Linked DNA regions of Homo sapiens: region 2 is linked to region 1. The links are chromatin loops, found by intact Hi-C in ENCODE. Cell type or tissue: heart left ventricle. All regions are shown on one strand.

Region 1 (8,000 bases):
TGCAGTACCCTCAGGCTTATTAGGGTGGGGAAAAACTCCACCCTGGTAAATTTGTGGTCAGACTGGTTCTCTGCTCTTGAACCCTGTTTTCTGTTGTTTAAGATGTTTATCAAGACAATACGTGCACAGCTGAACATAGATCCTTATCAGTAGTTCTGTTTTGCCTTTTGTCCTGTTCCCTCAGAAGCATGTGATCTTTGTTCTGCTTTTTGCCCTTTGAAGCATGTGATCTTTGTACCTACTCTCTGTTTTACACCTCCTCCCCTTTTGAAACCCTAAATAAAAACTTGCTGGTCTGAGACTCAGGCAGGCATCACGGTCCTACCAACATGTGATGTCACCCCCTGGCGGCCCAGCTGTAAAATTCCTCTCTTTGTACTCTTTCTCTTTATTTCTCAGCCGGCTGACACTTATGGGAAATAAAAAGAACCTATGTTGAAATATGGGGAGCAGGTTCCCCCAATATCTTCAAATATTTCTTCTGCTGATTTTCTTTTCTTCTGGGATTCCAGTTACACATCTGTTAGCATGTCCGATAATTTCCCAAAGCTCTTACATGCTCTGGGTTTTTTGTGTGCTTGTTTTAAAAATCCCTGTTCCTGTTTGTGCCTTGCTTTTGGTCACTCCTATGGCCCTATCTTCATGTTTGCTGATTCTTTCTTTGCCTCTGCAGAATCTCCTGAATTCTTTGTTCACCTCTGCAGAACTCCCCATCTCTGCTATCACGCTTTTCAATTCTCACCTTGCCACCTCATCCTTCCTCACAGGCTCCAACACCTCTGGATCAAAGAGTGGGGTGTGGGGTGTCCTAGAGGTCAGAGGAGCCATCTTTTTGCCTTGGACCTTGCTGTACCACCCATTTCTAGGTGTAAAACTTGTGAAAAGCTCAGCCATGCTGGCATCGCTGGTCCCGACTTCTTTTGAAATAACTCTGAAAGCTACTTGAGAATGTACACAAGCCATGGCAAAGGAAAGGTCCCAGTGACACAAGGAGAATTTTTCACCACTGTGGAAGATAGTATAGCAGCTCCTGAAAAAATTAAACCTAGAATTATCATAGGATTCAGCAATTCTGCTGTTGGCTAAATGCCCAAGAAAACTGAAAGCAGACTCAAAAAGATCAGTACACCCATGTTCCTAGGAGCATTATTCAAAATAGCCAAGAGGTGGAAGCCACCCATGTCCACCAACAGAGGAATGAATAAACAAAATGTGGGCCCTTCATGTCATCCACCCCATGGATAACAATGGGGTGTTATCCATCCTCAACAAGCAAAGATGCTCTGACATGTGCCATAGCACAGATGAAACTTGAGGATGTTACGCTAAGTGAAATACACCAGCCACAAAAGGACAAATACTGTATGACTCCAGACAGATGAGGTCCATAGAGGACTCAAAGTCACAGAGACAGAAAGTAGAATGGGGGCTGCCAGGAGTTGGGGAGATGGGGGAGGGGGAGTCAGTGTTGAATGAGGACAGGGTTTTAGTCTGGGAAGAAGAAAAAGTTCTGGAGAAGGAAGACAGTATAGTGATGGTTGCACAAGAAACAATGTAAATGCACTTAATGCCACTGAACTGTGCACCTAAGAATGGTTAAGCGGTAAATTTCAGATTATGGATATTTTACCACAACAAAATTAAATGAATTCTTCATTACAACTAACTTTAAAACAATAGGAACAATTCATTTTTTATTTTGGTTCCAGAAAGCGTGCTCTAATCAACTCATTTAGGTAGCACCTGCTAGAACCTGGCTCTGCTCGATCAGATCTTTGCAGGCCTGAAGCTCTGTCCACAGCCACCAATCACCCACTGCGTGCGAGCTGGGAATCCTGCAAACATGGCCCTTTCTACAAGATGAATGGAGAACATTTGAGGAGTAACACTTGGCTTGGGAAAACCAGCCTAAAACCCCTGAGGAATCTCCAGTTTAGTGTTAATTGGCTCATTTATCACAGGGGGCAGAGGTCAGGAGCAGCCCATGATGAGAGGTGGGGTCTCTTTCAGAAGACCCGGCAGAAGATTCACCTCTACTCAGAGAATATCTGGAATTCTCAGAGGAAGCTGGCATAAGAGAAGTGTGACTCCTGAAGTCCAGGAAAGACATTCTTCATTTGCATTAAAGGAGAGTGAATTTAACTATTCTGCTGATTCTAGAAGTTTCTATAACTCTCCAGTGCTCATGAGCTGAACCTGAATAGAAAAGACAGCCTCGTCATCTGTGTCAAGTCCTGCTTGCTTAGACACTGTCAACCTTACACTCTCCCCTCCCACAGCTCCATCACCTTCTGGCTTCATTTGAGGGCAGAACTGAAACAATGTTGGAGTGGGTACTACATAGGCCACCTCTGAGAGGGTGAGACATGACAGGGACGCTGGGTTCAGCCTCCTGTTGGGCTCTGAGAAAATGAGGACTTGGTTCAGATGTGTAAGGTTAGACCGTCTTTGTCATCCCAACATTGACACTCAGTTAGGACTTGGGGATAAATCCCTGCAGTAATTTAAACTTACTATGAGATTACTCTGTGCAGAAATAAAGCAAAAGAATTTCATCCACAACACCTTCCATGCATCAAGAATAGACCTCCCTAATTTGAACAGCATCTTAAGATATCTGTGAGAATCCTGCGTGGTAAATACATATTCTGAGTGCTTACAATTTACATAGTTCTTACATCTTAATTACTCTTTTGCTAGTATCTGGCTAAGATTATACTCTTTGGAAAACCCTGGAAAAGCTATACATCAAGTACTATAATAATTCCATGCAATAAAAATACATTTATGATAGCAAATGTGAGCAACGGAGCTCTCATATGCAGCCCGTGGGAGTGTAAATTCGTACAACCGTTTTGGAAACCTGTTTGGCAGCATCTTCTGAGTTTAGTATGTGCACACTCTATGGCCCAGCAATTCTACTCCTAAATATATGCCAATCAGAAATGCGTATATGTGTGCCTAAAGACATGCACAAGAAGGTTTATAACAGCATCGTTCATCACTGCCCCAAGCCCAAAGCAGCCCCGATGCTTGGGAGCGGCTGTTTGGAGATGCCCCTCGTGGTGTGTGCATAAAGGGGAGTACTGCATTGCAGGGCAGTACGCACACATTACACCCCCATAATATGGCTGCACTCAGAATAGGGACAGTCTCACGAGCAAACACTGAGCAAAAGAATCCAGATACATTATATAACTCATTTATATAAAGCTTAGAACAGGCAAGGGTCATCTACACTGGAACAAGTCGGAAGATGGCTATTCTCTGAGGTGGGATAAGGGCTGGGAAGTGTGTGAGGGAGTCCCCTGGTGAGATTCTATGTCTGACCCGAGGCCTGGCCCCATGGATGTGTGAGCCTTTGTAAAAAATGTATATCCAGCTGAACATTTATGATTTGTGAGCTTTTCTATATATATGCTATACTTTCAGTTAAAAGTTGGCTTAAAACTCCATCCATATCCTTTAAAGTTTATTTGAAGACATTTAGGTCAACTAGTTTTGAGACTAGAACCTGTAACTGGAAGCACTGAGAGTGATAAAAGTCCTATAAGATTCAAGGAGCTAGTTAAATCTTCGTTTTAAGAATTGAGTTGAAACTTGAGCTTTTAGGATTTGCTGTTGTCAGTGGGCAGAATATTGATTATAATTAACAATTAACACCCCCTATTGGTCACCAGCAGCAAGTGCAGCGGTGGAACCAATCGATGAAATTGCACAAACGATTGCTAGCTTTAACACTTGTCTTTTTGCTCATAGGCGCGAGAAACCGGTATTAAAATTTAATAGAAAATGTAAAAAAAGAGGTTGGAGCTGTAAGAATTTCGTCTAGTACATGATACGGAGCTGTCATAATCGCAGGTTTGTTTCAGAACATTCCGGGTGCCTCCTTGGACATGGAACTGTCTGGGTTCTCATGGGATCAGAGTCCTCCCTTTCCCCGCCCTGGAGGGCAGGTCCGGTGCCTCTCACGGGCGGCAGCGCAGTCGGGACCCGCCGCCACGTCTCTGGGGCTCGGCGCAAAGCAGCTGCCCCGGGACCGCGTGAGCTAGGACGGCAGAGCCGCCGGGGAGCCGCGCACCTGCGCTGTGAACCTGGGTCCCCTGCACACCGCTTTGTTCACGGCCCGCGGCCAGGCTCCGTGCTGCGTTCCCAGGGTCGGGGCTCCGACCTCAGCAGCTCTGGCGGTCGTGATCAGCCCGGCACCTCCTAACGCTGGGTCAGCCTGTGAACCCCGATCTCACCGGGCCGCAGAGGCGCTCAGCAGCGGCAGCTTTCACCCAAGGGGACCAAGGCGGAGTCCTTCTTGTGGGAATGAAGGTCGCCCTGGTTTAAAGGCACAGTTTGCTTTTTTCCTCTCTCCTTTTTTTTTTTTTTTTTTTTTTTTTTTTTTTTTTTTTTGAGACGGAGACTCGCTCTGTCGCCAGGCTGGAGTGCAGTGACGCGATCTCTGCTCACTGCAAGCTCTGCCTCCCGGGTTCACGCAATTCTCCTGCTTCAGCCTCCGGAGTAGCTGGGACTACAGGCGCGTGCCACCACGCCCGGCTAATTTTTTGTATTTTTAGTAGAGACGGGATTTCACAGTGTTAGCCAAGATAGTCTTGATCTCCTGACCTCGTGATCCGCCCGCCTCGGCCTCCCAAAGTGCTGGGATTACAGGCGTGAGCCACCGCACCCGGCCTGTCCCCTAGCTCTGACTTCTTAACCGGCAACAACGTGGGAGACAGGTCTCCCACGAGGAACGCCTTCCCCAGAGCTCGTGGAAGGGGTGCAGGGGGCTGTGGGGCCCCTTTAAGCTCCCGCAGAAGCTCCTCCTCTGACCCCGCAGGCCCGGGGAAGCGCGGCCTCCCTTCCCGCGCCTGCAAGGGCTCTTCCGCTTAGATACTACGTTCGCTTTCTCTCGAATAAAAAAGTCCCTGTCTCCAATCTGGCCCCAGCTGCTGTGCTCGGACTGGCCTTGACTCCCCAGCGTTCTCTCCCGGAGCCTTCGGAAAGCTCCTCTTCTGTGCATAGGACCAGGGTGCCAAGTTCTCTACGCAGCACAGAACCAGAAACACCAAACGGGGCTCTGTCCTGGAAAGATGAGCACAGAGGCCAAGGCCACGCCGCTGTCAGTGGACTTAAAGAACGCGTTATACGTTTATTTACTCAGACATTCTTATTTTTTATGTTTTTAAATTGTGGCAAAATACACATAACGATTACCATTTTAACCATTTTTAGGCATTTAGGTGCATTCACATTTTTCACAATCAATAGAACATCTTCATCTTGCAAGACCGAACTCTGTCCCCCTTAAATAAGCACTCACTCCCCATTGCCCTCCCCAGCCCCTGGCATCCACCATTCCACTTTGTGTGTCTGAATTTGATTAGTCCAGGGACTAATACTGTTAGCAGCAGGGAATCCGTAGGGTCTGCAGCAACTCGATTCTTGCCTCCTCAGAGGAAAGAATTCGGCCGAGGTGCATAGTGCAGAGTGAGAGGCCAAGGCGAGTTTTAGAGCAGGACTGAGAGTTTATTAAAAAGCTTTAGAGCAGGAATTAAGGGAAGTAAAGTACACTTGGGAGAGGGTGAAGTAGGCGACTTGAGAGATCCAAGTGCAGGGTACAACCCCCCACTTTGGGTTTTATACATGGGCATGGTTCAGGGTTTCCATTTCCCCTTCCTTGACCTTTCCTTGGGGTGGGCTGTCCGCATGCGCAGTGACCGGCCAGCGCTTGGGCGGGGCCGCGTGCGCGCTGTATTACTGAAGTTGTGCACATGCTCACCTGAAGTATTTTGCCCTTACCTGTCTCGTGTTCCTGGAGGAAGGTCACACACCAGTTAAACTACATTTTACCTCTTAGTGCACAGGCCTAAGCCACCTCGCCCCACTCCTGAGATCTTATAGAAAGCTGCTGATCAGTTTCAGGTGTTTTCCAGCTATTGGGAGCCCGCCTTTCCCTGGCACAGCTGCAACCAATTACTATTTTAGAGAACCAGTTTAACCACTGCCTGAGTATCACCTGATGGTCTCCAGAGGTTCCTGGTGGGGTGGGCCCTCTCCTGCCCTGCTCATGTCTGCCTCGCCACTGACTAACAATGAGTGGAGTTCCACAGTACTTGTCTTTTTGTGACTAGCTAATTGTTTTATGTTTATTTTTAACAAAAATTCCTGGACAGTGTTTTGATAAATGATTTTCATGCAGCCTGTTTTATAAACTCCCTGGTTCTTTCTGTGATTGCTATTTTTCTCTTCCTCTCTGTTTAAATGCTTCATTCTACCCTTTCTTCCTGCTCTTGCTTCAGTGCATTTTGTTCTTCCTTTCCTATTTTTTCCTCTTTCTTCCTGTTTTCCATGATGTAACTGGAAGGCAATGTTAGAAATCAATGAGCAGCAGATCCCCCCGAGAACTAAGCACTGCAGTGGGGAAGCCACCCCAGCTTTGTTTTCCGCCACTGCAGACTCATCTGGAAGAATCAGTGTTTTTTCCTTCTCAGCCAGATGGCTGCCTTTGTGTTTCCACCATGGGCCTTCTCTTACCCATGAGAAGGTCTCTTTCCTGCTTTGAGGGAGAGGAGACCATGCCAGGTGCCATGTGGGCTGCCCTGAAGAAAACTGTATGGGCTCACTGAGGCTGCCACATGTTTTACTTTCTGAGAAGATGAGATGAGCCCTCCACATTTCAAGGCTGAGAGCAGAAATGTGACCAGGTGCTGGAGCCTCCAGGACAGTGAAGGAAGGGGTCTGGGTCCCTGCTTAGCCCTGAAGGAAAAGGAGCAGCTTCCAGAAGGCAGTAGGGATGTGGGTGCTGTGACAGGCCGTGCCAGCTTGGTCCTGCATGTGGTTAGAAACCAGGAGCCTTGGCCACCAAGTGGAACCAAAATCTCCCATCCCTGTCTTGTTCTCTTTGCATAGTGTGGACGAAAAGCGTCAAGCTCTGTAAAACATTTGAAGAGGTTTATTCTGACCAAATATGAGGGACCAATGACTTGTGACACAACCTCAGGAGGTCAGGAGAACATGTGCCCAAGGTAGTCAGGCTACACCTTGGTTTTATACATTTTAGGGGGACTTAAGACATCAATCAATACAGGTAAGGTGTACATTCGTTGGGTCAGGAAAGGTGGGACAACTTGAAGCAGGGGCTTCCAGGTCACAGGTAGACTCAAAGAATTTCTGATTGGCAATTGGTTGAAAGAGTTTTTATCTAAAGACCTGGAATCAATAGAAGGGAGTGTCTGGGTTATAATAAGGGATTGTGGAGAGCCAGGTTTTGTCATGCAGATGAAGCCTCCAGGTAGCAGGCTTCACAGAGAATAGATTGTAAATGCTTCTTATCAGACTTAAAGTCTGTGTTGATGTTAATGCTGGTCAGCTGTGCCTGAATTCCAAAAGGGCGGAAGGTATATTGAGGCATGTCCAACCCCTGCTTCCCATCATAGCCTGAACTCGTTTTTCAGATTAACTTTGGAATGCCCTTGGCATTCCAAGAAGAGGGGTTCATTCAGATGGTTAGGGGGCTTAGCATTTTATTTTTGCTTTACACCAGAAGCTTCCCTGAGGGGCCTGGGCCCTGGGCTTCAGGGCCTCTGCTCTCAGGCCTTGCCCAGAAGAATGGAAGATGCAGTGAGGGACCTGGAGGAGAGTGGACTGCTGTGTGTGGGCTTCGTGGCACACAGGGAAAAGCACAGGCTCTGGGTGAGTTTAAATCCTGGCTCTGCTGCCTGCAAGATGTAAGACTCCAGCATGTTATTTAATCTCTCTGAGCCTCTGTCACCCCATAAATAAAATGAGGTAATTTCTAGCACACAGGATCATTGACATGAATAAAATAACTGATGTTTACATGGCACTTGCTACATCAGTGGCACTGATTGCTGGTCATATAAAGCAAGGAAAAAAGATGTTTCCTCTTTTTATTCATTTCTACATCCTGCCAGTTTCCCTACACATATGCATTATAGATGACGAATAATTGAGAAAATCTGCAAGGACAAGGCTCGTATTCTTCCTGA
Region 2 (8,000 bases), 390 kb before region 1:
GCTGCCGGCTACGAAAGAGACTCCACATGCAAAAACTTCTCAAGGCTCTTCCACTGGGAGGACATGGGTGCAAAGTGCAGCCAGTGTGGAAGAAAATGACATACAGCCGTGTCCATCCAGCCATCCTTAACTACAAGGGTTCAGCCTCACTCATTTAAATTTCTATCCACGTCAATTCAGTTTTGGTAAACAAAAGGCTAAAAGCATCACCTTACTGATACACTGGGAAGCAATGAAGAAGGAAAAATTCGAGACTCTGTAACAATTAGTTTTCTTTGTTTGTTTGTTTGCTTTTTTTTCTTAAATTGAGATGGAGTCTCGCTCTGTTGCCCAAGCTGGAGTGCAGTGGCACGATCTTGGCTCACTGCAACCTCCACCGCCTGGGTTCAAGTGATTCTCCTGCCTCAGCCTCCCAAGTAGCTGGGATTACAGGTACCCGCCACCATGCCTGGCTAATTCTTTTTGTATTTTAGTAGAGACGGGGTTTCAGCTTGTTGGCCCGGCTGGTCTTGAACTCCTAACCTATTCACCCGCCTTGGCCTCCCAAAATGCTGGGATAACAGGCATGAGCCACTACGCCTGGACTATAATAATTAGCTTAGCTTGCACATTCGGAAAACACAGAAGAAAGCAGAATTTAATCATTTTATTCCACATTCTTCAAAATGACAGCAAGTAAATAGACTGTATTGCAGAGCCTGGGCCATGTAGCATAAGTGGCCTTAGCTCTTTCAGGGCTTCAAGGCTGTAATGGGCTCATAAAGGACTGAATCCAGACAGTTCCCAAAGGTGGCATCAGTCTAGGAAAGTCAGGAGAAAATGTCACATGAAAGAAAGATGCAGGCTGCTTCCTCTGGCCAAGCAGGCACTCTTTTGAAGGGACCCCATCCTGGAAGGGGTCCTCCCGCCAGGTGAGGAAGCCCCTTATAAATAAATAGCTATTTATTTGGCCTCAGCCTCAGTAGCTCCCAGGAGCACACAGCAATGCTCAAAGATGCCCTGCAATGCTCTGGTGAAGCCATTTGTTCCGACGATGGCTGCGTTTCTCCCAGAACGCTGCGGCTTCTCTCAGTTTGAGTTGTGCTGCTGTCCTTCTACCTGGAGTTTGATTCAAAGTGTAGACACAACACAGGCTCAACCAGAACTTTTCTAAACTAGATTTCACAGACTCCAAATTCTCGAAGATGCCGCATTGTGCTGACCTGACTGACATCTCTAGGCTGGCAGAGAAGACGGGGGTGTGGAAAGGCAAGGAACAAACCCCGGAGCGAACCCCTCAGACAAGAGGCAGAAAGCAGCCTGTCCTCCGTCCACACCTGGAGTCTGTATCCTGCTCCAAACAGAGAGTGCGCCCCTCCCATCAGTGTCCAGCCCATGCCACTGGCTCCGAGGTGCTTGGGACAGAACTTTGATACCCACTTTCTAGGTGGGAAAACTGAGCCCAGGTTTGTGAACTGCAATTGATATCAGAGGCAATTTTAGTGTGCAAGGCAAGCGGGCCTCCCCATTCCATCCCAGTCCAATGTGGGCCTTTTAAAAACGCTGGTGAAAGCCACATATACAATTGACCACCTTCACCAGGTGTAGGGTCACAGTCCCCTTGTGCTAACCCCTTCTTACTGGGCGGCAGTCCTCCAGCACTGACCGGAAGAGGTGGGGCCGGCCTGCCCTCCCCCTCCTCCCCCCACCCTCCCCTACCGGCTGTTGTGCAGGGCCTGGTGGGGAGCGAGTCCCCAGCCTCTGTGCCCTGACTCACTGGGGCACCGGCGCAGAACCTCTGTTCTGCAGCTCCTTGGGAATGCACCTGCTTCACCACTCAGGACACACCTGCAGCCTTGGGGAGCTCCTTTATCTGAGAGGAAGCCCTTTCCAGGGCAGGGTTTCCTCTAAAGAGCCCACGCTTGGCCCAGAGGAAACAGCCTGTGTCTTTCTTTGATGTGACATTTTCCCCTGGCTTTTCTCCTCTGGGTGTCACTACCTTCTCTGACAATGATGTGATGCATGCTTGACGCTTCCTCTCCTCCACTATTGCTCAAGGTCCACAGTTTACCAGTCCCAGGCGAGTGTGCAGGAGGACCAAGTCCAGGTTCTGAGCACCCAGGAACAGCGCTCACCCACCCAGGCTTACCCAGGCACAGTGCTCAACCCCACAGACACAGTGCTCGCCCACACATAGTCCTCGCCCAGGCACAGTGCTTGCCCAGGCACAGTACTCACCCAGACATAGTGCTTGCCCGCCCAGGCACAGTGCTCACCCAGGCACAGCGCTCACTCAGGCACAACACACACCCAGGCACAGTGCTCACTCAGGCACAGTACTCACCCAGACATAGTGCTTGCCCGCCCAGGCACAGTGCTCACCCAGGCACAGAGCTCACCCAGGCACAATACACACCCAGGCACAGTGCTCACTCAGGCACAGCACTCACCCAGGCACAGTACTCACCCAGACATAGTGCTTGCCCGCCCAGGCACAGTACTCACCCAGGCACAGCGCTCACCAAGGCACAGCACTCACCCAGGCACAGCGCTCACCCAGGCACAGTACTCACCTAGGCACAGTGCTCACCCATGTAGGTACAGTGTTCACCCGCCCAGGCACAGTGCTTGCCTGCCCAGGCACAGTGCTCACCCAGGCACAGTACTTGCCCAGGCACAGTGCTTGCCTCCCCAGGCACAGTGCTCACCCACCTAGGCAGTGCTCGCCAGGCCCGTGCCAGGCTCCACAATGCCACTCAGCACTGTGTTCTTCAGAACTGATTCCACGACCACGTGCCCCATCAATTGCCAGTGCCTTCTTGGCATTGCCTTCCTCAAAGGTGTTTGTGTGTTCCTTTTTAAAAAAGCGAGGAGCTACCTGGAGAGACCTGCCTGGTGAGCCTGAAAGCACACATTCTTAGAAGGATGACAATAACTCATCCTAGCTCTTCATCTCTGCCGTGGTGAAGGGCGTGAGACAAACGCAGCACCGGCTTCGTGGCTCGGTGAGTCGGCCACAGCAGCCCACAGGGACGTTCCAGCATCTCCTCACTAGATGGCGACGACCTCACAAGTTCCTAATCCATTGAGCCAGCACCTGTCCCAAGGCCAGCAACTGCTTCCAGCAGTTTCTTTAGGAAAAATATCCTGAGCAGTGCCTTGCCTTGTGGCTGAAACCATCCCTGCACCGGTCCTCACAGGAGAGGCCGAAGCTTGAGCCTGAGCTGGGGCATGCTGACCAGAGGGGCCTCACCCTGCCTGGCCCTGAGCTGCGGTTCACAATCCTGCATTATCTGCCAAGCAGAGGGAAAGGCACAACTGCAAACCACCTTCACTTGCAGCGAAGAAAAGCAAATCTGCTGCAGGCAGGAGCCCCCAGATCCCTCGCCGGGACCCACTCCACCCTGAGCAGCACGGACCTCAGGAGGCAACCAGGCCCCGAGACAAGGCCTTACAGCAACACCAGTCCAGTGTGGCCAGCAACCAGGTCTCCTCCCTAATACGGAACCCCATCTCATAAGTCAGCTTTATCATGTCTCTCATATCCCTCCTCCTTGCCCCTTTCCCCTTCTCTCTTCACTCTGTCTTCCCGCTTTCTTCCTTCTTCCCCACTCTCTCTTCTCCCTCTCTCCTCCTCTCTCCTGCTCTTCCTCTCCTTCTCCCTCTTTCCCCTTCTCCCCCTCTCTCCCTCCTCCTCTTTCCCTCTTCCTCCCCCCTCTCCCTGTCTCTCTCCCTCCCCTTTTCCTTCTTTCTCTGTCTCCTCCTCTCCACTCCTCTCCTTCTTCCCCTCTTCTTTCCCTCTTCCCCTCTTCTCTCTCTCCCTCTTTTCCTCTCCTTCTCCCTCTCCTCCTCTCCTTCTTCCTGTCTCTCTCCTTCCCCCTTTCCTTCTCTCTCCCTCCTTCTCTCTTCCCCTCTCCCCGCTCTCTCCTGCTCTTCCTCTCTTCTCCTTCCCCCTCCCTTCTCTCTCTTCGTCTCCTTCTCCTCTCCCTTCTTCTCTTCCCCTCTCCCCCACTCCCTGCCGCTCTTTTCCTTTCTCTCTCTCCCCTTCTCTCTTCCCCTCTCCCGCTCTCTCTCCCTCTTCCCCCTCCCCCTCTCCTTCTCTCTCTCCCCTTCTCTTTCTCTTTCTCCCTCCTCCTCCCCTCTCTCTCTCACACACACCCCTCCTCCACTCCTCCTTTCCCTCTAAAGCTTTCATGAGTTATTTCACAAGGAACACAAGTTCAAAACAGAAAACATGCTCTTCCCTTTCTCTTGTTCCCTATAACGTTTTTGTCAATCACTTCTTATATGAACCTAAGCTTTCTTACCCGTGAAATTTGAAAATCTTGTTTTTTTGCACCACATATGTGCACAGGATGTGTAAATCTGGACTATAAAATATAAATAACTTTTACAGTTGGTTGATAACTTTCAGTATCAGGTAAATAACATGAATCCCAGGTGGTCATGCCTCCAAAAGTTCCCTGCATCTGCAGCCTCAGGCTGGCTGCGGCCCTGGCATTTCCACCTGTGTCCTTCCTAGTTCCTACTGGATCCCCGAAATCCCACTCCTCCCATTCGGGACCCTCATGGGATTCACTGGCCATTCTGGGTCTTCACAGGGGAAACTGAGAAAGGGGCCACAGCCTAAATCGAGTCTGTTCATTACAGCTTTATCCACAGAAGCAAAACACACCCACACTCCCAGGAAGGAGGCGGCAAAGGACAGCTGCCAACAGCGGAACAAGGAGGCTGGCCCAGCGCAGTGTCACCCATGAACCGATGGGGCCAACAGGTGCCTTGCCCCTCCTGGGAGGAGCGCCCACATCCTGTGCAGACTTTCCATCCAGACATCCCCCTGTGGCCCAGTCAACGCAGGGAGGGTCTTCGCTGTGCAGACCCCAGCAAGGCAGACACACGGCCTCCGTGGAGCCGGCTTCCCGTTCTCTGTGCACCTGGTACAGCCGGGTTTCCCTACGCACCAGGTACTGCAAGTCGCCTAGAGGCAGCTCTGCCTGTGCCAATGGGGAGTCAAGAACTAGCGAGGGAGACTAAAGGGTGCCTAACCGCCCCCAACCCTGAGGTTCTGAGATTTCATAGGTTCTCAATGCTGGGTGCTAAGAAGACAGGCACCAAAAAAGACCCTCCACGTTTAAAGGCCATTAGGATCCTGGATCCCAGGTACCAGAGTCAAATGCAGGAGCCAGAAAATCCCCGCTGACTGTGTCTTACACAGACCCCAGGCCCTACACTAAACAGGAACGCTTAGAAAGAGATGCCGGCAACCTGTAGTCCTGAAAGTGTCCCAGGTGACCAGCACCACCGGCCCCTCAGAGCAGCCTGGGCAAAGGCAGGCACTGGGGCCAGGCCTGGAACGTGGGGCAGGAGCCTTCCTCGTGGGAAGGTTGGGTGGGGTGGGACAAGCTCAGGACTGGCTGCTTTCAGTCCTAGTTACTGAGTGATTTCAGTGGGCTCTGGGGAATTGGGGCTGCCCCTAAGTGTCTGGTACCTGTCCTGGAGTGACCGTGGCAGGGGGACAGTGGCCACTGCAGTGTGAGCCATGTGAGTGCCCAGAGGAGGAGATGGTGGGGCGTGGGCTCCAGACTGTGGGTTTGCATGCGATAGGCACGTGCATAGGTGAGGTGATCACTATCAAGGAATTGGCCGACCCTGCAATGGGCCGTCCTTCCAGGCTCAGCAAAGTCAAAGACTCAGAAATAGAGAAAAGAGAAAGACCCGGTTACTGCACCCCAGGCCACACAGCTGGGGAGCAGCAGAGCTTGGGGAGCAGCGGAGCTAGGGCTGCCCGTGCTGTGGGCCCGTGCCTCCGACCCCCAGCGCCCCGCCTCCATCAGGAGATAGCCAGCCCTGGTGCTGCTCCCCTGCATTCTGAGCCATGAGCACCAAAGGACCCCTGAAGGTCACCAATGCCCCATGGACCTTGTCTTGAGAAGTGCCAAAAACATGCAACGGAGGAAAATTCAAAAGCTCCCACTGTGAGTATTTAGATAAGGAATGGCGGTCACTACAGCAGCCAGGGAGTTCCCTGAGAAAGAACAGCATAGCACCCTACCTCCCCGCACACGCTGCATGGAGGCTTTACAATGCCAGACAATCGGGAAAGGGCGGTGAGTGAAGGCACTATTTAGAAGTCGTTAACCCAAGAGACAAGAGTGTAATTAGAATCAGTTTCCATGAATATTAGGAGGGTACACTCAGAGTTAAATTGCTGTCTTCAGTACACATACATAATCCCAAAAACACTAATTCAGGGTCTCTGCAAGTGGTGTAGATGCTGCAAAGAAAAGAATGAGAGGAAGTCTAACAAAAATGTTATGGAATAAGCTCTCCATCTCTCCACTTTCCCTGGAGTTAAGAGCTTCCTGGGAACTCACACAACTGTAGATTTAACTCCATGTATCAGTGGAGAATTGTCCTGATACCGACTTTGACTGATAGCATCTATCTCTGATAAAGGGTGCACTTCAAGGTACAGTCAGCAGTTACACAGAGACAGAGGCAAGAGCCCTTTCTGCCCCATGAAACCAGGGTCACTGGGGGTAGACAAGCGGGACATCAACTGTTGCTTAAATTGTTGACTTTTCATTTGTGAGCTCAGGGGACAATATCCTCTCGTTTATCATTTGGTGGAATCCACGATGCATTTGTAAGTTGCATGCAGTCATTTGCTGCATCCCAGCGCCAGGCTGGTGGAAATGGGGGAATGGCAGCACGTGCCAGACACCCCAGGCCAGCGTCCGGGATGAAGCCTGCTCTCAGGGAGCATGGCTCCCTCCTGTGGGTCCCCCTCACCATATGGCAAAAGCTTCCTGGGCGGCTTCTTCCACACTCGCTGGAGGTTCTGCAAGGGAGGCTTTGCCCACATTGCGGTCACCATTGAAAGAAGGCCTCCAGGCACAAGTCTCATCAAAGGCTTCCATACACAAAGGTCTCCATTTTGCATCCTGTATTCCCCTCTTGAGAGGAAATCAAATTATTTCACCGTTTCTTGCATGTAGGTTCAAAGACTGGTGCCTGACATTCCAGAGCCTCCCTTGGTGCAACTCAGCTTCAGGCACGTGGTACCTCTTGGCACCAAAAATGAAGGAAGCCTCCACAGAAATGGGTGGAAGTGGAGATGTCGCAACACACTTAGGCACGACACTGCTGAGACAGGCACACAGTGACAGCGATAAAGGGAAAGACACCAACATAAAAGAGTGTATATGGCAGTGGCTCACCCAGAGCCCACCAGGAAGGAGGCGGCAAAGAACAGAACTGCCAACAGCCGAACAAGGAGGTGTCGGCCGTGCTGGGTCGTTTCTGTAACTCATTTAACAGCCTTTGCTACGCGTCAGAAACACCTCGGAGGGCCCTCAATAAATGCTTCCTGGATGAAGATGGCCTCCATGCAAAAGCTCAATCATGCAACTACATTTTTAAAACCCAGATGCATTTCAAAAAAATGAAATTTCAACACTGAACTACATGTGCTTCTGGTAATCATGTCTTGTTCCAAATACTGTGAAAGCATTGAAAAGTTTCAGCCTCAAACAAATAGTATTGAATGACCTTTGAGGATCAAAACATGAGTGCCTTTCTGCTCCACCATAATCTGTACAGGAGAAACTACAAGTTTCTGTACTGGATGTACAGTAATCTAAATATTTTGATGGGGTGGGGAAGGAAAGTGAAAGAAAAGTACCCTTTATTGAGTGCACCTGATACATCAGGCCCTGCTCTAGATGCATTAAATACATTGTCTCACTAAGGTTCTGCCTGAGGCATTTCTCTAGCGTTTTTTGGGGGAAATGGAAGAATATATTTTTATTGAAATATAATTGGCATACAATAAATGGCATTTACTTAAATTGTGTGATTTGAGGTTTGACATAAACATATGCCTACGAAACCATCACCACAATCAAGATAGCGAACACGTCCATCAGCCCAAGCTTCCTCATGCTCCTTCATCATCCTTCCCTCTCTCCCTCCCATAGGCCCCTGCCCTACTTTGTCACTGTAGATTAGTTTACATTTTC

Evidence for each region. Hi-C counts contacts between places; a loop is a spot of excess contacts. Peaks named below come from ENCODE experiments on the same cell type or tissue, not always from the same donor. Only the 100,000 strongest peaks of a DNase experiment are listed, where the experiment ranks them.
Region 2: a loop joins it to region 1, with 7 times the contacts of the local background. A loop is called at or near these places in 18 of 110 quality-filtered maps.

What each region holds. Positions count from the first base shown.
Region 1 is chr13:111,063,627-111,071,626 of GRCh38, reverse strand. No RefSeq gene overlaps it. Among named protein-coding and RNA genes, the nearest start is that of LINC00368, 28 kb to the left of the region's middle. RefSeq lists enhancers at 4,287-4,346, 7,048-7,578. In heart left ventricle, CTCF peaks have their summits at 339 (motif pointing left), 3,475 and 3,677 (motif pointing left); DNase peaks (open chromatin) are centred at 4,036, 4,225 and 4,839; H3K4me3 peaks cover 1,450 bases; H3K27ac peaks cover 787 bases; H3K27me3 peaks cover 286 bases.
Region 2 is chr13:111,455,746-111,463,745 of GRCh38, reverse strand. No RefSeq gene overlaps it. Among named protein-coding and RNA genes, the nearest start is that of LINC02337, 140 kb to the left of the region's middle. In heart left ventricle, a CTCF peak has its summit at 3,008 (motif pointing right); no DNase peak of the experiment used is centred here; H3K27me3 peaks cover 2,039 bases.